Linked DNA regions of Mus musculus: region 2 is linked to region 1. The links are chromatin loops, found by intact Hi-C in ENCODE. Cell type or tissue: heart. All regions are shown on one strand. Each heading gives the region's core, and the rest is flanking DNA. Links, peaks and the distances in the headings are about the cores only. Region 1 holds the start of Ash2l (ASH2 like histone lysine methyltransferase complex subunit). Region 2 holds the start of Erlin2 (ER lipid raft associated 2).

What was found. Hi-C counts contacts between places; a loop is a spot of excess contacts. Peaks named below come from ENCODE experiments on the same cell type or tissue, not always from the same donor. Only the 100,000 strongest peaks of a DNase experiment are listed, where the experiment ranks them.
Region 2: it touches region 1 in a loop (4-fold over the local background); 2 of 42 quality-filtered maps call a loop at or near these places.

The regions. Positions count from the first base shown.
Region 1 is chr8:25,835,965-25,846,230 of GRCm38, forward strand. Ash2l (ASH2 like histone lysine methyltransferase complex subunit) reads right to left here and starts at 4,823. Exons shown (of 16, transcript NM_011791.3): 1 at 4,618-4,823; 2 at 4,048-4,111; 3 at 3,779-3,924; 4 at 36-124. The coding sequence starts at 4,793. In heart, for the core only: no CTCF peak of the experiment used is centred there; a DNase peak (open chromatin) is centred at 4,837; H3K4me3 peaks cover 2,617 bases; H3K27ac peaks cover 1,985 bases.
Region 2 is chr8:27,017,283-27,027,735 of GRCm38, forward strand. Erlin2 (ER lipid raft associated 2) reads left to right here and starts at 6,537. Exons shown (of 12, transcript NM_153592.3): 1 at 6,537-6,624; 2 at 7,775-7,896; 3 at 9,887-9,968. The coding sequence starts at 7,790. It also overlaps the pseudogene Gm19164. In heart, for the core only: CTCF peaks have their summits at 3,532 (motif pointing right) and 6,377; DNase peaks (open chromatin) are centred at 5,289, 5,829 and 6,449; H3K4me3 peaks cover 2,136 bases; H3K27ac peaks cover 2,118 bases.

The DNA of each region.
Region 1 (10,266 bases), core at 1-8,000:
ACCATCTTTTTAAAATACTCTAGAACTGTTCTTACTTGCTTGCTTCCGGAGAAAGTAGGTATTCCCACTGTGATGGCACACATTGCAATGGAAGCTGTAGTTGGTCATAAAAGGCAGACATGACCTGTGGATGGGCCAGATTACACACATTAGTGAGCCACTCAACACATTTTTGTCTTCCTTTAAAACATTTATTAGTAGTAGCATGTGTACCCATGGTGCATATTTGGGCACATGACCCAGGGTGTACATGTCCCAGGGTGCACAGCTCCGAACGACGTGGAGGCCAATCCTGTGACTCAGTTCTCTTCTTCCATCTTCATATGGTTCAAGGGATGAAACTCAGGTCTCAAGGCTTACTCAGGAAGTGTCTATCTGCTGACTACCTCACTAGCACACTCATTGGCTGTACTGGCTAGTGTTGTGTCAACTTGACACAGCTGGAGTTATCAGAGAGAAAGGAGCTTCAGTTGAGGAAATGCCTCCATGAGATGCAATTGTAAGGCATTTTCTCAATTAGTGATCAAGGGGGAAAGGCCCCTTGTGGGTGGGACCATCTCAGGGCTGGTAGTCTGGGTTCTATAAGAAAGCAGGCTGAGCAAGCCAGGTGAGGCAAGCCAGTAAAGAACATCCCTCCATGGTCTCTGCATCAGCTCCTGCTCCCTGACCTGCTTGAGTTCCAGTCCTGACTTCCTTTGGTGATGAACAGCAGCATGGAAGTGTAAGCCGAATAAACCCTTTCCTCCCCAACTTGCTTCTTGGTCATGATGTTTGTGCAGGAATAGAAACCCTGACTAAGACAAATTGGTACCAGCAGAGTGGGGTATTCCTGTGACAACCTGACCATGTTTTGGGGAGGACTGTGGAAGGACTTTGGAACTTTGGGCTTGAAGATCCATCCGTTGTTAAGAGCTCTGTCGGATGTTGTGTAGGAGCTTGGAAGACAACGTTGAGAACACTGCAGAAGATGGAGGTCTGGTTTGTGAAATTTCAGAGGGAAAATTAAAGACTCTTTTCAGGGCCATTGCTGTTTTGATTGTGAAGATTCTGTAGTTCTGGTTAGCTGGGGCTGAAGAATCAGCTGTGATTAACAAGATACCAGAACTACTAAAGCAAAAACTTTGCATTACTGGGACTATTGATGCTGGTTAGCTGGAGCTAAGAAATTAGCGGTGATTAAGAAGAGACCAGCATCATTGAGGTGACATCTTCTGGGAAGTGTTTTCTGAGAGCACAGTGGCTGTGTTCCAGATATAGCCAAAGTTGTACATTGTGCTGTGGCTGGACTTGGTAATGTGTAAGGGTCACCCAGGTGGTACTGGTTTTGAAGGCATGAAGGAGTTGAGCAGAGAAGCTGAGGCTTGGCACTGTGAGAGGCCATGGAAGGCCATTGGTGAAAGTGCAGCCTCAGTTGCAATTGATGGCCCAGGACTGAAGGGGTCATGCAGTGTTTTGGAGATGCCAGTACCATGAGATGACCACCAAGAGCAGCAGCAGCAGTGGAGTACAGGCATCTGGAACCTAGAGGATGATGCGTGTGCTACAAAGGGCCTGGCTGGAGAAGTGACCCAAGCCCTTGGAGGAGCCCAGAAGATCGTGAGTTGGATCCCAGACATTGGACGGTTGGAGATTGACTTTTGCTTTTGATTGTGACTGTGCCCTGATATTTTCCCTCTTGAAGGAAGAAACTGTTTTAGTGGAGCCCACAGTTGAGAGACTTTTAATTGTAAAAAGACTTTGGATTTTAAAAGAAATGGATATTTTAAAGAGATTGAAATTTTAAGAATATGTAAAGACTGTGGGACTTTTAAAGTTATTTAGAATGGGGATGAATAAGATTGTAAGGGTTGAGGCTTACTAGTGATGTTTTTGTGTGTCAAGTTGACAAGGGGTCAATTGTACTGGCTAGTGTTGTGTCAACTTGACACAGCTGGAGTTATCAGAGAGAAAGGAGCTTCAGTTGAGGAAATGCCTCCATGAGATGCAATTGTAAGGCATTTTCTCAATTAGTGATCAAGGGGGAAAGGCCCCTTGTGGGTGGGACCATCTCAGGGCTGGTAGTCTGGGTTCTATAAGAAAGCAGGCTGAGCAAGCCAGGTGAGGCAAGCCAGTAAAGAACATCCCTCCATGGTCTCTGCATCAGCTCCTGCTCCCTGACCTGCTTGAGTTCCAGTCCTGACTTCCTTTGGTGATGAACAGCAGCATGGAAGTGTAAGCCGAATAAACCCTTTCCTCCCCAACTTGCTTCTTGGTCATGATGTTTGTGCAGGAATAGAAACCCTGACTAAGACATTGGCTTTTTCTGAGATAGGCCCCTGGTCTTGCATTAGCTATGGTTCATATAACCTGGAACTTGTGATCCTCCTGCTCCGGCCTCCTAAGTACCTGAATTACAGGTGTGCACAACCAGCTCCACTCAATATAATTTGTCCCCTTCCAGACAAAGACTTAAGGCACAGCTCTGGCTGGCCTGATGTTCAACTATGCAGCCCAGCCTGGCCTCAAAATGAACAAAGACTGGCTCAAAGGCCAGAGGATTCCTGCAATTTTAAGGCCAACTTGGTCAAAAAAGGGCACCTCAGGCCATCCAGGGCTATATATAGTTAGAGAGCCATTGACTTAATAGTTATCCATCAAAATGCTCGTTAATACCTACTGACCACCTACGCCTCCACCAAAAGAGACCTTTTGCTCTGAATTATGATATGATTTTAATTCTCAAGAACAGGTACATGTTTAGATGTAAGTTTTGTTTGTTTGTTTTGTTTTTTTCCTGAGAGAAAACATAAGATACCAATTGGGGTACATTATAAGCAATGAGAAAGGAAACAAAGTATGCTTTAGACATGAAAAGCACCGATCACCTCAATATTTTTGAGGAATTAAAAGCACTTCTCTGCAGTGACCACCCAGGGCTTTGCACGCAGCAGGCAAGTACACCACGACTCAACACCACACCTTCAAATGTTACTGACAACAGGTCTTGCCCACTGTAAATACCAAGCCCAGAACACACAGAATACATTATCGCAAACTTAATTACATAATCTCTTCTAATTGCACAGACTCCTTCCCAATCAGCCTGTAAGGTCAAAAGCAAGGACGATGCCCACACTCATACCTAATAGCACTCTCACCTCAATACTTCAGAACATGCCAAAGGAATGCAAGCAACTCCTCAGTCAGCATCTGGTCACTGGATAGGGTTAGAGTGAGCACAAAATACTACCTACTGACTTTTTTTCGGTATATTTAAAAATACTTCTCAATTGTCTTGAGATTGAAATATGATTACAGGGCTGGTGAGATGGCTCAGCAGTTAAGAGCACTGACTGCTCTTCCAAAGGTCCTGAGTTCAAATCCCAACCACATGGTGGCTCACAACCACTCCTAACAAAAATCTGACACCCTCTTCTGGTGTGTCTGAAGACAGCTACAGTGTACACATATAATAAATCTTTGGGCTGTTGTGAGCAGAGTTGGAGCAAGCAGGGCTAGAGCGGGCAGAGGTCCTGAGTTCAATTTCCAGAAACCACATGATGGCTCACAACCATTTGTATAGCTACAGTGTACTCATATACATAAAATAAATAAATTAATTAAAAAAAAAGAAATATGATTACATAATTTCCCCTTCCACCCCAGAACTGGGGTTCCTTGAGCTGCCATGTGAATACTGGGAATCAAGCCCAAACCCCTGAAAGGGTAACTAGTGATCTAAAATGCTAAGCCATCTCTCCAGGATCATGCTGTCTAGAAGGCCATGAAATGTACTCACGACGTGTCTATTCCAAAGGTGTCAGCGGTGAACCATTTTGTACATATCCCACACTGCAACTCCACTTCTCCCAACTGCCGCCCATTCTCCTCATCCACAGAGCCCGCCTGGGTATCCATCACTTCTGAAGTGTCTCCGGTACCTTCCTGGAGCCACAGGGCAATAAGAGAATCAAATGGCCTGACTACTTTTTAAAAAAAAAAAAATAGATTAAACATTTTAAAACCAAATCTAGTTCGCCTTCCAAAGGCCTCAGAGGAAATACTTACCAAAGTATCTTTTCCATTAGAAGATTCTGTCTCCAGACCACTTACATCAACCAAGTTTGCATCCCTATAATGAAAAGACAAACATCAAAATGGCCTTTCCTAAACAGAAAAACACAATGGTCCAAATACGGAGGGTATATCTTTTTCATGTCCTGAACGGGATGCCCACGAGAGAACAATCCTGAGTATTAGGAGGGAGGTTGTCAAGCAAGACAAATGTGTTCGCGGCCCAGGGATTCCTAGTGCACTGGGCTAACGACGGGAGGCTGCCGTCCTCAGTGCTTTCAGGACCAAGCATTGCAAGAGGGATCAGCGAGGTCTTCCGGGGCGCTAGAGGGGGAAACGCTCTTGGCTCACACTGGTGCTGATGGGAGCCGAGGAGCCGAGGAGCGGCTTGGAGTCCACAAGCAAGCAGCCAGCGGGGTTGCGGAGGGTACCGGGTGGGCGGGCGGGCCGAGCCGTTGGCTGCGGGACCTGGATCCGGAGGGCGACACCGGGCGGCGCGAGCCGCGGGCTTCCACGAGGGGCGGGCCCTCGCGCGTCCCCGGGGCTGCGAGTGGATTGCCTTACCCACTTTCGGCCTCTCCGGAGCTGGGCTCCGCTCCCGGGGCGGCTGACGGCCCCTCGCCAGCCCCCGCGGCCACCGGCTCTGTCTCTCGGTCCTCCGCCGTTGTGGCACTTGCAGCGGCTCCGGGACCAGGGCCGGCGCTGACTCCCGGACCAGGACCCGCTCCAGCCGCCGCCATCGCTGCTCCTTCCCAAGCTCTCGCGAGAATATATCTATGCGGCGAGTTGCCGCCACGCACGGCGCTCTTAAAGTGGGAAAGACCTTTTGTTGGGGGGCCCGCCACTTACTTGGGAAGGACGCACTTTGAGTCCGCCGCTTTAAGGCCAGAAAAAAAAAAAAAAAGAAAGGAAGAAAGAAAAAGGCAGGGCGCAACTCGGATTGCCCAGGTTTGAAGGGAGCCACTTAGGAGGTCTGTCCTTTGCTTTCCTCTTGGGACTTGAATTATTCAAAACGCCTGCTCATAGTCGTGGCTAAGAGTGGAAATCACGGCACATATGAGGATGTGAGAGACTCCCCTTTACACTGTGCGGAGCAGGCGATCATACTAAAACCCTAAAACGTAGGAAACTTCCAAACAACAACAAAGGAGCACTCTGGCTCACACCTGCCGGGAGCGTCTGTAACTGCGTAGCTGGCCGCCAGAAGCCCCGTTTCCAGGCGGCTTTTGGAGAGACTAGAGGTCTGATTCCAGAGAGCCCGAGGTAGTTGTGGGTGGAAAAGACGTTAGGAAAAGAAACATCTGGCCAGAGGAGGCTAGAAGTGCTGTGCGCTCGAGGAACACGAATTGCTAGTTCACGGAGGGAAGTAGAGCTCCAGGCGAGAGTGCTAGCAGAGGACAGAATTCAGCAAGGTTTGGGCCTTAGCGAGAAGGGCAGAAACGAGTAAGAAAGGGATGTCTGCTGGTAGCTAAACCCCTGGACTGAGTGCAAGCATATGGGTGGGCTCTAAACCCTAGCAAAATAGAAACTGCCGCCTCACCCCCATCCTCCGCGTGTGTGTGCGCTTTACGGATGTGTGCGCATGTATGTGGCATAGTGCACTGGACAGGTGAGAGGACAATATGGTGAGAAGAGCTTTCTTTCCCTCCACTATGTGAGTTCTAGGAATCTAGCTCAGGCTTGGCAAGCAAGTGCCGCCTTTGCCCACTGGGCCATCTCACGGACCATAAATTTGCTGTTTTAAAACAAACACACTTAGGGATTAGAGATCATTGATACTTTGCAGTTGTTAGGAGAAAGTGCCGCCATGACCAAAAATATCTTAAGCAAGGGGAGGGGGGATCTTGGTTGAGGGGGGTTCAAAGAGATAAGAATCCATGATGGTGGGGAGATAAGGCAGCAAGGATCTGAAATGGTGACTATCAGACAAGGCTGAGAGCTCGAATTCTCTATCAGAATCACCAAGCAGACAGGGAGAACTTCAAGGAAGCGGCTTCACTTTTTTCGTGTAAGCTTGCCCCCAGTGACTTACCTCCACCAGCAAACGTTCACCTCCCAAGCCTCCCTAGACATCATAACAACTGTTGTGTGAATGGGGACCGATCCTCCCCCCCCCATGCCCCACCTTACCCTCTCAAATGCATGACTTTTTAGAGATTTCCCCCTTCCATGTTAATATGTCTATTAGGATTGCCATAGTTAGATCTCATTTGGGCAGCCATATTGTTGTGACGTCATGGGTCGTTCCTGATAGCCATCACTTCATGGCACAGGTCCCAGTCCCCTGGCTTTTACAGTCTCTCTGTTCCCCTCTCCCTCAATGTTTTCTGAGCCTTAGGTATGATGTTGGAGATATACCCACTGGGACTGGGTACCCCACAGTTAACCAATCTCTGCGTTTTGACTAGTTGGAAACCCCTGAATAACATATTTGAAAACTGAATACAGCTATTTATAAAGCAAGATCATCTAGGGGCTGGGGAGATGGCTCAGTGGTTAAGAGCACTGACTGCTCTTCCAGAGGCCCTGAGTTCACTTCCCAGCAATCACATGGTGGCTCATAACCATCTGTAATGGGATCGGATGCCCTCTTCTGCTGTGTCTGATGACAGCTACAGTGTGTTCATATAAATAAAATAAATAAATCTTAAAAAAAGAATATCTACCATGAGCAAGTTGACTTTATTCAAGAGATGCCAGGATGGTTCAATATATTAAGTCAATAAATAAGTGGATTTAAAGACTGAAACCACATGGCCATCTCAAGTGATCGCAGAAAAATCTTTGCCAAAATCCAGCATGCCTTCATGATAAATCTCAGAGAGAATGAGTGAGTGAGAGTGAGAGAGAGAAAAGGAGAGAGGAAAGGGAGAGAGAAAAAAAGGAGGAAAGGGAGGGAGAGAGAGGGGGGGGAGGAACCATAGAGTGTTCCTGGCATCAGGCTGGTAACGATCATGAAGGCTACTAATTATTCTGCAATGCACAAAACTGTCCCCAACAGTGTTACTCTACTCAAAATGCCAACAGAGCCCAGACAGAGGAACCCTGATCAACAAAGAGGACTGAGTTCAGAGCATGGACACCTTACCAGTGGCTACACCACTGAAAAAATTACTTCCCCTATCACAGCAACCACTGCTTAGCAATACTCCTGAGGCCTCTCCCCATCCATGATAAAATGTTGACAGGGCCCCATCTTGTGCAAGTAATCATGGCCACTGTACTTCTATGAGTGCAGTGGTCATCCCATGAGCAGAAAGAAGACAGCGGTGCTGAGTAGGTGCTGGGACGTGGGTAGACACTAAGGCTAAGCACTCAACAGTCAGTCAGTCTTAGCACTGGCCTGTGACTTTCTGCATTCATCATGGCAAAAGGCAAGCTTCTGTGGCAGAAGGCTAAGAGCAGCACCAATCTAAATGCTTAGAAGGCAGTTCCATAACACGTGCATTTAGCAAAGTAAGAGTGGTATGTCCCAACCCTGAAGGTTGGAGGACTCAGATCAAAGCATTGAGGTTTCTTCAAGAACATAGCTTTGAATGTTAGCAGACTCAGCCAAACATCTGTCCAAAAGAACCAAGGACCTGAGAGACCCTTGGTAGAAACCACCACCCCTCCCATATGTCAAGCAATGGAGGGTTGCTCAGGAAATACAGCAAGGTCCCGAGTAAGCATTTTGGCAAGGACAAAACCCCAGGGTGGTGTCTCTGTCATTTCCCAAGGCCTTCAGGAAGGTTTAGTCAGTAGAGAGGGCGTTTGGGAGGGGTGTGGTAAAGTTGACCCTCACTCAAGGACACTGCTTGGCTATTCCCAGGGCTCTCAGGCGCCCCCAAACACACTAGGGCCTCTCACCTTGGAGCCATGAGTGTTTGGCTATGTTTACAGCTCCAGGCATGAATTCCTTCTTGTGGAGCAGGCCTCTGAGCTAAGCAGAAAGTACTTGGTTAACCCCGGAGTAGCCACATCTTATCCCACAGGTTGGTATGGTAGCTCACGGGGGTTCACACTTGAACAAGACTCCTCACATCGCTTTTCCTCCAGTAATCCACACAGAAGCTTCTGGCCCTATGACCTCTAACTAACACAGATCAACGTTTTCAGGTCAGCTCCAGTCAGATTTCTCAATGTGCCATAATCAAAGTGTATAATGTCTTCAGCAATCTGGTCTTATCATCTATTTCTGGTTGGCGACCAAGATCGGCAAAGCCTCTCTGACCAATGACGAATAAGGAGATACCTCTAGCCTGGCTTTGGGATTTTTGTTCAATAACCTGTGACTCCATCCAGCAGTATCCAGCCATGCAAGGTACTTTCATCATTTTTTTTCCTCTACATTTAAAAAGGAAAGCTTAGCCAGGCGTGGTGGCGCACACCTTTTTAATCCCAGCACTTGGTAGGCAGAAGCAGGCAGATTTCTGAGTTTGAGACCAACCTGGTCTACAGGGTGAGTTCCAGGACAGCCAGGGCTACACAGAGAAACCCTGTCTCGAAAAAAACCAAAAAAAAAAAAAAGAACTATCGATCTTCCACCAAGCGAACAAGTGAAAAACCAACAGAGAAGGGTTAGAATGCCGTAAAAGACCATGGGACCAGCTTGTGGGATTTGGCTTCCGTAGGGTGGTCAGGAGGAGGGGCTCAGACCTGAGGAGGTGGAGGTCATGTGGCAGGAACACACAAAGGTGGCACGCAGATTTGCCCAGGACTGAGCAGCTGCTCAACTTTATATTGAGCAAGGGGCAAATTTTGTTTTGAGACAGGGTCTCACTGTAGAGCTTCCTACGTAGAATATGTTGGCTTTGAACTCAGGCCTCTGCAATGAAAAGTCACTAGGAGCTGGTTTAATACTATGTCCATTTAGCAGACTAAAAGTAGGAAGTTCTCTCCAATGGCAGATGACATGTCTAGTCACAGGTTCTTGGCTTGACAACAGTACCAGGTCTGGGTTTCATCTTGTAGAATAGGAAAAGTGACTGGTTTCCCCAGGATGTTCATGCCACTACAGCACTACTGGGCATGTCTCGCCAGGCTAGTCATTCCTGTAGCTCAGGGTTCACTGCTACGTACGACTGAGGGTGACTTTTCTCTTTGAGAGCTTACATTATACATTGCAGCAGCAGGCAAGCCAGCAAGTAGAAACAAAATTTCTAAGTCAGCACCAGCTTCATAGCCCCATGGTCTCTGATGTAAGCAGATGGTATCTGCAGCAAAAGTGTCCTGCCATCAAGTTCTGGAGAGTAGCCAGTAATACTGGCAATAGCTCCTCCCTCCCTTCTTTATCTAGACAGGGTCTTATTGTGTAGCTCTGGTTGGCCTCGAACCCATTCTGTAGACCAAGTTGGCTTGGAATGCAGAGAGATATGCCTGCACCTGCCTCCCAAGGGCTGGGATGAAAAGTGTGCCCCACTTCCAGCGTCAGAGGATACCTTTGCAAAGTCAGTTCTCCTGTGGGTCCGCTTGGTGGCAAGTACCCCAGACTCTCTAAGCCTCCTCACCAGCCCCATGTGACAGTATGAACTGGTGAGCAGAATATCAAGGAGAAAAATTGCTTAGTTATCTGAAAGAAAATGGAAAATGATGCCCAGACGACATACAGTTGAAAATATTAAATGGTGAATGTCAAGGAAGTGGAAAAATAATGCAATTACTATAATTACAACAATGTAAGCAGACACAGTCCGAATGAATGATGTCTGACCTTATTTTCCAAATAGCTACAAGCCTCCCTACATATGTGTATGTTCACATGTGGACACATGCTTGATCCCATAATCAAATGTGTGCGTGTGTGCGCGTGCATGAGTGAGTGTGAGGGATAAACACAGACTTCGAAGGCCAGAGAAACTGAATGCCTTGAAGCTGGAGTTGTAGGTGGTCGAGTGGGCCACCCGATGTGGGTGCTGGGAACCAAACGTAGGTCCTGAGTCATTCCTCCAGCTCTGTAAACGACTCTTCATTACTTCTCCTCCCCTCTTTTCTTTCTCCATTTTGAAAGGGGCTGCAATACTTACTGGCATCTTTTCTATTAGTGGCCCCTTTAGCCTCAGAGACCCCATCTTATATCGTCTCCATCTTGTACATAGACTGAATTCTTAAGAATCAGCTAAATTCGCAGAAACGGCTTTTGTCTCCAGGTGCCCCGTATGAACTTAGACCACAATATCTCATCCTGTGCTTTCTTGCTTAGCACCCAGGCAGGACTGAAACCCAGTAACTGTT
Region 2 (10,453 bases), core at 1,502-9,501, 1.2 Mb after region 1:
GATTATATAAAATAAAAAAGCTTAAGTCATGAGGCCTTATTTAGAGACAGCACTCAAAAGTATTTCATGACATCTATTTGGTAAATATTTATTATAAGCCAGGCGTGGTGGTGCACGCCTTTAATCCCAGCACTTGGGAGGCAGAGGCAGGCAGATTTCTGAGTTCAAGGCCAGCCTGATCTACAAAGTGAGTTCCAGGACAGCCAGGGCTATACAGAGAAACCCTGTCTCGAAAAACAAAACAAACAAACAAACAAACAAACAAAATTTATTATAGTACAATTGCTACGGCCCTTATCTCGTCTTCTGATAAAAAAAAATCATTTTTAAATGTTTTTACATTTATTTGGGGTGTGTGTTTGTGTATGAAAGAGAGAGAGAGAATATATATGGAAGTAAGAGGACAGCTTGCAGGAGAGAAGTAATTCTCTTTCAGCACGTATATTTCAGGAATTGAACTCGGGTCACCAGGCTAGCAGCAAGCACCCTTACCTGCTACACTGTCTCGGCAGCTCCAAACACTTTATTTGATTATTACTGGGTAACATATAACTCCGAGCTTACCCTTCCCTCGTCCTCTGTCACGTAAGTAATCTGAATGCACAAACACGCAAGAACATGGTTAGCGCACCGGCCATTTCTAAACCTGTACTTTCCCAACACTTCCAAAAGCTGCCCGGTGCTGTGATTTCCCCTTCATCCTCGACATAGTACGAGAAGGTTCGTGCTGTTATTAACCCCAGGAAGGAGACTCAGAGGGGCTGATGAAGTTTTTCAGGCCACACCTCTTCTTCATCCAGAAGTGTTATTATCTTTGCCCAGGTGTGGTGGATCCAGGCGATGACGCTGTAACTTAGTGTTTGAGTGACTGTCCACAGTTCAGTCTGCTGTGCTGGCTGGCCCTTTGGTAGAGCATGAAATTTACATGGAACTCCCCTAGGGACTTCTCAGAGAACCCGCATTGGCCTCTCAGTCCTGAGATTAGCTTTGCTAACAGGAGGAAAACTGAAGACTGGAGAATAAAGGCACGAGCAACTGAACCAGCATGCCAGTCCCAAGCCAGTCAGTAGGCTTTGATACAGGGTTCCTCTGTTCACACCATCATCATATGTCAGTTTGGGAGTGCAGACTAATTGTCATTTGCTTCTCCGTCCCTCGGGTCATTTAGACTGTGGGTACAGACTCCAAGAACCTCCACTGGGCAAGAGAATCCCCTCCGCTGTCATGTGAAACAGGCCGGGGCAATTCATCTTCCCGGTAGCTAAGGAGGAAGTTCCACTGGCCCCGCCCACAGAGCTGGGAATAGGAACAGACTCTAGCAAGTCTCATTTCCCATGCACCCTTTTCCTGCATTGACGTTAGCATGCAACTTACTCTCATGTGGTCTGTGACCCATCCAAGGGAAAGGGTAATTCCTGAGTCTGGAGATGTCTTGCCATATGTGTATATCAACAAACACTCTTAGAGTGTATACAGTGTAAATTCAACCTGTTTTATTCTCAATTGTCTTATTTTAAACTCCCATAAAACTGGTATTTGATCAGTTAAAGTCATTTATCTCTTGAAAACTTTAGAAGCCCTGACAGATAACATTCTTTTGCGCTGGAGAGATGCCTTAGTGGTTAATAACACTGCTCTTCTAGAGAACCGGGTTCGATTACCAGCACACACGGCTCACAACTGTCTGTAACTCAATCTCTGGAGGATCCATCCAACTGCCTCACATAGACATTCATATAGACAACACACCCATGCATAGAAAAAATTAATAACATTCTTTGAATTAGTACCCAAATAAACTTTAAACTATACATTACAAACCATAGAGAAGTGTGACATCATCTTATTAAAGGAAAGCTGGGTCTAAGTTCTATAGGGAACTACAACACAAAAAAAACCACTTAGTCTGTGAAGAAACTTGGATGCAGACATGTTTTTATCTGAGGTGTGTGGGTCAACCCCATCTCCAGAGTGAGCTTTTTTACAGTATACTACAACTTACCGACATCATCTAAGTCAGAAAGGGCATTTTTAATAACACTGAAGCCAGCAGGTTATATTGGACAGGCCAGTCAGTGAGGAGCCCAGCAACCACTAGACGCATCTGTCCACTGAAGCATCTGTCCTCCTTTTATGCTGGATAGAGTGGTCCAAATGACTCTTCATCTGTTGGGTCTTTTGGAGATCTTGGTCCTCGAAGATCTTGATGATAACAGGGTCACCTCTTCCTTCTTATTGCTCAGATGGCATCTATCTGTGGTTCTTTTGCAGAAGGCTCTGACCTGCTGTGTGAGGGGCATGCATGCAGAAGCCACTTCTTCAAGTGTTCTTTTCTCCGCTTCAGACAGGTTGAAAGGTTTAATTACAGCCCATCCCTTAGTTGCTCAGCCAGGAGATGGAGGGTGTGTTCACAGTTCAGACGTGAAGTTGTTCTCCTTATCTTTCTCCTGGTTCTCAGGATGTTGTTACAGTCACTCGTCTGTCCATAGGGGGATGAAGGGCAGCTACCCTGGTGGTATGGCTCACTGACTTCTTCCCAGGTTGCCACTTCTTGGAAGAGAACATTTCTGAAGCTGCTCATTCTCTGCCCCGCCCCCACTCCACCCTGACGAGCCTTCGTCCTCTGCTCCAACTCTTGCCCCTATTTGCTTTTCCAGAAATGACGGCCTTGCAGGTGATACACAGGACGCAATATGTCTGCCCTTGGCCTACCTGTGCGCCAAGATTTTCAGTATCTTCCTCAGCATGCATAGCTGAGAATTTGATGGAATTAGTGGGGACAAGAAGGACTAAGTAGCTGTTTTAGGAATGAGATCCCCAGACTCCCGTATGGCAAACCAAACAGCAGACTCAAGGCTTGTGGCTTGCAGAAGTGCTGCAAAGAAGAAAGCCCAAAGCACCAGGACTTGATCCCAGGCTTCTTAAACCTGTGCCCTTCCTGCCTGGGACACCATCTCATCAGCCTGTTGGTGTTGATTTAGAAATTGATAAATGAATGAAGGAGTCAGAGCCAAAGAAGAGGATGAACACTTGGAATTTCATTCCAGATCTTGCCCTACTAAGATCTTGGAAGATGTTGTGAGTGTTCCATTAAAGAAGGTTCCTCGCTTCACCGTCACCGTCACCATCACCGTGTGTAAGTCACTTGCTTTTGCACCAAAACAGCGTGCTCGCCAGAGAAGATGATGACGCACTGGCCAATGGGAGAACTGAAACAGCAGAAAGGAGCAGCTTGCCTCGAGGCTCACCATCATCCCTTTCTAGGAGACCTTTGTTCACTAGAAAGAGAGAGAGAGAAAAAAATCAGTTGCTGTGCAGAGGTTTTTCAGCTGTCCACAGAGAGGAGAGCCAAGGAACAGCAGAAGTTCCAAAAGAAAACAGCTGAAATGGAAGCGCAGAATATGCAGTGTTTGTGGGAAGACCGGCAATGGGAGAAGAACTGAAAGTGGAGGAGCTAGCTGTGCTATGGAAAGAACTAAAGCACAAAGCAAGTCTGTGCACCATGTGTGTGCAGTGCCTGTGGTAGCCAGCAGAGGGCATCAAAGCTCCTGAAGCTGGAATTACAGATGTTGGTGACCTGCCCTAGGGGTGCTGGGAATCAAACCAGGGTCCTCTGTAAGAGCAGCTAGCGCTACTAGTTGATGTTTTTAAATCGGTCAAACCACCTTTCTTCAGAAATCATATCTTACTGGGGAAATGAGTAATTTGAGAGGAAGGTTCAGGAACTTTCCAAAGCAAGTCTGTCCTCAAAGGAAAGAGTTAGGTAACTTTTTCTGTCAGAATATCCTTCCATATTTCATTAACTTCTTCTCCAGACACCATCCAATCGGAAATGTTCTATCTCCAATCAGAGTATCTTTTTTCAAACCAAGTGAGCTTTCTAAACATCAAGTACATTTTTCCTTCCATAAAATGTAGCTCACATAAAATCTTTTTCAGGATTAGAGAGATGGCTCAGTGGTTAAGAGCATTGACTGCTCTTCCAGAGGTCCTGAGTCCAATTCCCAGCAACCACATGGTGGCTCACAATCATCTGCAATGGAGTCTGATGCCCTTTTCTGGTGTGTCTGAAGAGAGCAATGGTGTACATAAAATAAATAAATAAATCTTAAAAGAAGAAGGAAAAGAAGGAGGAGGAGGAGGAAGAGGAAGAGGAAGAAGAAGAAGAAGAAGAAGAAGAAGAGGAGAAAAGAAAAGAAAGAAATTTTTTAAAAATATTTTTTTTCAGACCAGGGGGCAAGGGCTTGGTGGGGGACTTGCTATATAAACCTGACAACCTGAGTTTGACCCCCTGAACCTATGGTGGAAAGAGAGGGAATGGGGAACCTCTGGCCATTTGTCACCCCATCGCAAGTATTTTGTCAAGATCTTTCAAGATGTTTGATTGGAACATGGCAAGTTCAGGCCAGCAGTTTTTTTTGGTTGTCAAGGGGATATTAGGGCCAGATCAACATCTAACTTGAGGTCCAATTGTGTGGAAAAAAAATTTTTTTAAGCAAGCCAAGACTGCCTTTGGGAACAGAGGCACTATTGCCCATGTTCGTTGGTCTAAAAATGGGCCAAGGCCAGTTTCCTGCTCTGGAATGGCCTCCAGAGACCCAAGTTTCACTGGAATTAAATTCCCAAGCGTTTCCAGAGAGAAGAATAAAAGACTCCTGAAGCTGAGTCAAATTCCCAGGACACTGCTACAAACAAACAGACCCTTTACCCACATCACATGCCTGTCGAGCAGAGAAATGGCTGAAGTTGGGTGTAGCTCCAGAAATAAATAGCAAAGACTAGCCTCTCATGTACTGGAGGTCTCATTAGAGAGTAAGAGCAAGAAAGCTTACCAGTTCGGCAAATGAGGACTCCAGACTAAAACCTCCGTTCCCCTCACATATCAATGAGGCTGTTAGGAACTGTGGCTCCTAGACTGGGTGACGTCTCCAGTAAGGGACCTGACCTGCTTGCTGTTTCACCTTAGTGATCACTAAGGACAGAGTGGTGCTTGGGAGGGAAAGAAAGGTGAGAGACTGGAGTTTGGGGATAGGAGAGAGGTGAAGAAAGGGCTCTGGTACCAACATGTAAGAATATGTAAGAGTTGTTTGTAAGGAGAAACAAACACTGAGACTCCAGATGACCTCAAACAGCTGTGGGAGGCTTTATTTATTGTCGGAGAGGTAGATTGTCTAGTTTGGACCACACTCTGACCAGGGCACAGGACCCAGTCACTCAGGAACCAGAGTCCAGGAGAAGGCAGGTCACATGCTTCAAGCCTCAGGTTTTGTAGCTAAGAATCGGGAAGTGGGAGGGGGATCTTTAGGGGCAGAATGGGGAGTTTGCTGGGTCCCTTAGACAAGCTGTTTTGAAACTACTTGGTCTGTTGTCTTCTTCTGCAGCCACTGGGTGTCTGGGATTGGGGGCAGCTGCTTTTCTTCTGCTGTCACCAAACATCTGGCTTCCCGGAACTTTGAATTCAGTTTCAGTGCCTTGGCTTTTGGGAGAAGACAAAGGGGTTCCTTTACTCTTCTTTTCCTGAGTCCTAAAATCGTCGGACATTGACCACTGGCCATCTACTGTACGGAAAAGCCTTTTCATGTACTAAAAGCAGGAGTTAAAGTGGGCACTTCCTGGCCTGCAAACAAAATGACTGCAGTGGCCGGTTTAGAAATTTCCTGCTAAAGAAGCAGATTGGGGATAGAGGACAGCCATAAAGCCCTTAGTTCCAGCCCCAGGACAAAACGGAGAAAAGGCCCAGTATGAATGTCCAAAGGTAACGCTATGGCAGGGTGAGGTCATGTGAGGGCTTTAGGCTAGGAAAAACGTTTTCTTCCTGGTCTGCTATACCCCCCCGGGGGGGGGGGGGTGCAGATGACAGACAAAAGCTCACCATGGCATGTGTTAAGCAAGACAGGAAGCCCGAACTATTAAGGAAATGCTAAGTTTTCAACAACTGCTGTTGACCTCAGCACTCACAGATTTCAGAATCCGTTCATTAAAAATCGGAACAATAATTCCTTGTTAATTACTTTATGTTGCTGTGGGGACCTCAAGGCCAAACAAAGCTCTCAGAAAAGTATAAAGGGCAACTCAGAGTAGGACTGTTGACTGGCGACGTCATAATCTGCACCTTTGAAAGTTTCCTTCGGCTAATGCAGCAGGAAAAGAAGCGAGCAGAAGGACAAGAACGCTGCATCGCATTGATCCCGGCTCCGGAAGAAGAAAAGAAATCCAGCTCGGACTTGAAGCGAAGGAGAATCTCTAGCAACCTCCGAAGCCAGCGCCTCGGAAGGTGATACCAGAGCCTTGGTGTCCGGAGCCCGCTCTGCCAGCCCTGGGCATCCTAAAACCCGCAAGCCTAGGTGCGCAGCCAGTGTGCCAGCTCGCGAGCGTCCCCTGGCGCCACCGCCGAACACTGCGGCTCGCAGCGCGAGGGGGCGGAGCGGCCGGACGAGCACAGGGGTGTGGTGTGGGCGGGGTCTTCTTTTTATTTATTTATTTTTTTTATTTTTTGCGCGCGCGCGGACTGATGGCGTCATCGAAGCGACTGGCCCGGAAGGAAGTAGGGTGCTGAGGGGTGTGGCGGTTTCTACGGTTGCACGGGGGTTCGGCTGTGTACGGAGCGCCTGGAGGGACAGCCTGGTACGCGGCCGCCGCCCCTCCGTGCACGCTCGGCATCGCTGAGGCTCGGGGGGTGGGCGCGGCTGGAGCTGACGTCCTGAGCCCCCTCAGCTCGCCCACCCGGGAGTCCAGTCCCCTGCCCACGGGTCCGAGCGGAAGCTCTCGGCCGTGTCTGCCTCGCGGAGGAGGGCGGGGAAAGGGCAAGAGGTGGCTTTGGGGTGGTAGTGAGGACATTTGCAGAGAGGACACTCCTGCTGCTCGGTAGCTGAAGGCCGCTACGGTAAAAAATAAGTAAATTAGTCAGACCTGAGAGGTGGACTCCGTGCCCTGTGCCCGGTGTGCACGTCCGTCACTGTAGTGTTTTCCAGATCCTTCAGGGTTCAGGAAATGAGTGTCTACATGTAACTCTGTGGCATCTGGGACCCTGGACATTTGGGGACATCCCACCCCACCCCACCCCACCCTCACTTCGGAGTAGTCCAGAGTCTCCAGCCTGAGACATTTCCAGTTTCCTATAACCATGGGGCTTGCGGGGGCAAAGGATATGGGAGAATGTGTTACAGTTTTACATAGAGATCTGTCCCGTTTAAGTCCAAAGGAACAACAGAGAAGGTGGAGGACAGATCAGAGAGAGAATCCTACGTCGGAACTCAGTTGCTTGCTCTTCTCTCTCTCCCTCCCTCCCTCTCTCTCTTCCCCCCCTCAGGGTCCTAAGGGAATGACTGGTGGTTTCCTTCGAAATGGCAGGCAATTAGAAGTAGGAGGCTCTGACCAGAAATACATAGCCACAGCTGCCTGTCATTTGACATCCTCTGTAATTTGGGCCAGCACCCTGCAGCTGCCTCTCTTCCTTACAAGTATAAATGGCTCTGTTGACAACATGTTAACGTGAAGGGGAGAGAAGGCTGTGTTTTGAACCTTGCCCAAATGGCACCAAATCTCTCTTAGGTATAGCTGTTTCTGGAGCTAATGCCCCCTTGCTTCAATGGGAATTATACTTCCACAGTTAAGGAACGGAATGTTGACTGAGAACAAGGACACAGTGAGTTGTAGATCTGGCAAGTAGTGTGTGTGTGTTACAGCAGGCTGCCCCAGAATCACTTTACGTGAGCTTCAGCTTGGTGGCTCTCCTGTACGTCAGGCTACACATTGTCCCATATCTTCTCTCTAGGATACAGGTTCACTGATGGCTCAGTTGGGAGCTGTTGTGGCCGTGGCTTCCAGTTTCTTTTGTGCATCTCTCTTCTCAGCTGTGCACAAGATAGAAGAGGGACATATTGGAGTATATTACAGGTAAGGCAGAGACAGATGGCTCCCTCACCGCTTATAAGGTGCACGCGTGTCTTTATTTAAGTCTATAAACTTAAAACTGCCTTTAGTATTTTAAGGTGCTGCTGATATGAATTTGTGGGTTTAAAAGCAAAATCTGAAGGAACCATTGCTCTTCCAAGATCATCTCTTGACATAGTTTTCTCTTTCATCACCTGAAGAATCTTGTCTCCACCCTGCAAGGCTGCTTCTCCAAAAGTTGGCACAGTCCCAGTGCTTGATGGCAACTTGAGAAGTGTACTCTGCTAACTTGAGAGACTGTTTTAAAGTGAATGTTTCAAAAAAAATGTAAAGGCTCTAAGGATGATTTGTATCAGGGCAGCTTTCGGGGAATGACTCCTAAATGATCTCGAATTACTTTCTTTCCAGTGGCTTTTGTGACCAAGGTTTTCATTGTAGGTTTTAGAAGGGGAATTTGCGTGACTAATTGTTTGGTTTGTGGTGCTGAGGATCAGAGTCACAGGCTAATGCATGCTGGGTAATTGCCCTACCACTAAATATACCCCCAGCCCTTGCTGTAAGCCTATATGACACCACCACCACCCCCTCTGAGACAGGGTCTCGCTATGTAGCTCTGGCTTGCCTGGAATGCTCTACGTAGACCAGACTGACTTGAACTCAGATCTTCCTGCCTCTGCTTCCGAGGTGTTAGGATTAAAGGGGTGTGCCAATATGTTCATCTTGACCCCTCCTCATATATGAGCCCTGTAATACTTATTTGTGGACTGCCAGTAGCAAGCTCTAAATGATCATTAAATGAGAGTTGTAGCTCTGTGGAAAAGCTTCTGACTAACATACTCAAGACCTGGAGTTTAAGAACATACATTAAAAAAAGAAATGGAAACTTTTATTGAGTTTCCTGTCTTTGGTAATTTATCTCCACCATTCTGCTTTCGTGTCCCCCAAAAGCTTTGAATTTTGTCAGTCATGTACAACTTGATTAGGACTATATGTCAAATATATATATTATATATATATTATGTGTATTGAAATGACTTTAAAATTATTCTTGAACCAGTATAGTGGCTCAGCACCAGTAATTCCCCACTTGGGTTAGGGCTAAGGCAAGAAGATTACTATGAGTTTTAGGTCAGCCTGGGCTACATAGCAGGTGCTGGGCAAACCAGGGCTATGTAGCAAGATCCGTCTCAGAAACGGTGAGATATCGTATGCCAGGCCCCAGAGGATTCTGGAGCTTGGTGAGAGAAAGCAGATCCTTCTCCCTTAGTTAAATCCCACTTGCCTCTTCTATCACGGAGTCTTCTCACTTCCTGCTAAAGTTACGTAAGGAGCGAGCAAGGTGTAGCTCATCATGGCAAATACTAGAATGTGTGATGCCCTGGTGCCCTGAGCACTGCCCCCAAAACTATTCTTTTAATTGTCTATGTCACTGGACTCCAACAGTAATGCTGCTCGTTGAAACTGGGTGGAGCGCTCTGGTGGTCACCACAGGCACAGCCGCCCTGGCAGACTTCTCTCTGGACCCATGTGTAGCCAGGGATTCTGCTGCCTTTGGTTTCCTTAGGCTCCATCCTTCCTTCTCTGGTGGAAAAGGTCTGACTAATGGTCTGACTTTTCCATCAGGCTTCCTAGAGTGTTGAGATGGAAGAAAGGGAGAAGGAGTAACCGTGTCACTCTACATTAAATTTCTATAGGAATACAGAGATGGGTGGCCTTAAGTCTTGATCTAAGGTAGTGGTTCACAACCTTCCTAATGCTGGGACCCTTTAATAGAGACACCCATGTTGTGGTGACCCCATCCACACAGTTATGCTCATTGCTGCTTTATATCTGTAATCTTGCTACTGTTGTGAACTGTAATGTAAATGTCTGTGTCTTAAGTGACCCTTGTGAAAGAGTTATTTGACCCCAAAGGGATTGGGACCCACGGGTTGAAGCACTGATCTAAGGACCCTCTCTTGGGATACTGAATCTGCTCTCTCCTCCTCTATAGAGGTGGTGCCCTGCTGACCTCCACCAGTGGCCCGGGTTTCCATCTCATGCTCCCGTTCATCACATCCTATAAGTCTGTACAGGTATTTGTGGCTCGTGTGGGATGGCTGGATCATTTCAAATTTGGGTTGTTGACTAATACACAATTTGAAGTTATTTAGAGGTTAGATGAATACCTTTTCATTGACAGACTTAAGGATTCTCTCTCACACACAATTTGAAGTTATTTAGAGGTTAGATGAATACCTTTTCATTGACAGACTTAAGGATTCTCTCTCTCTCACACAATTTGAAGTTATTTAGAGGTTAGATGAATACCTTTTCATTGACAGACTTAAGGATTCTCTCTCTCTTCCCACCCCCCCCCCCACACACACAGTCAGAGGCTCTTCTGTAATGTCACTTGATCACTGAAATAGCTGAATGAAGCCAGTGACTGGCTTTGGCCTATCAGCCCCAAGTAGAGATTATTTCCTCACTTTTGGGGAAGAGCTAAAGAAGAATTTTTTTTTTAATGAATGTTTAGAAGAAAAGTCAAGTATGTGTGCATATTATATCATAGGTTAAA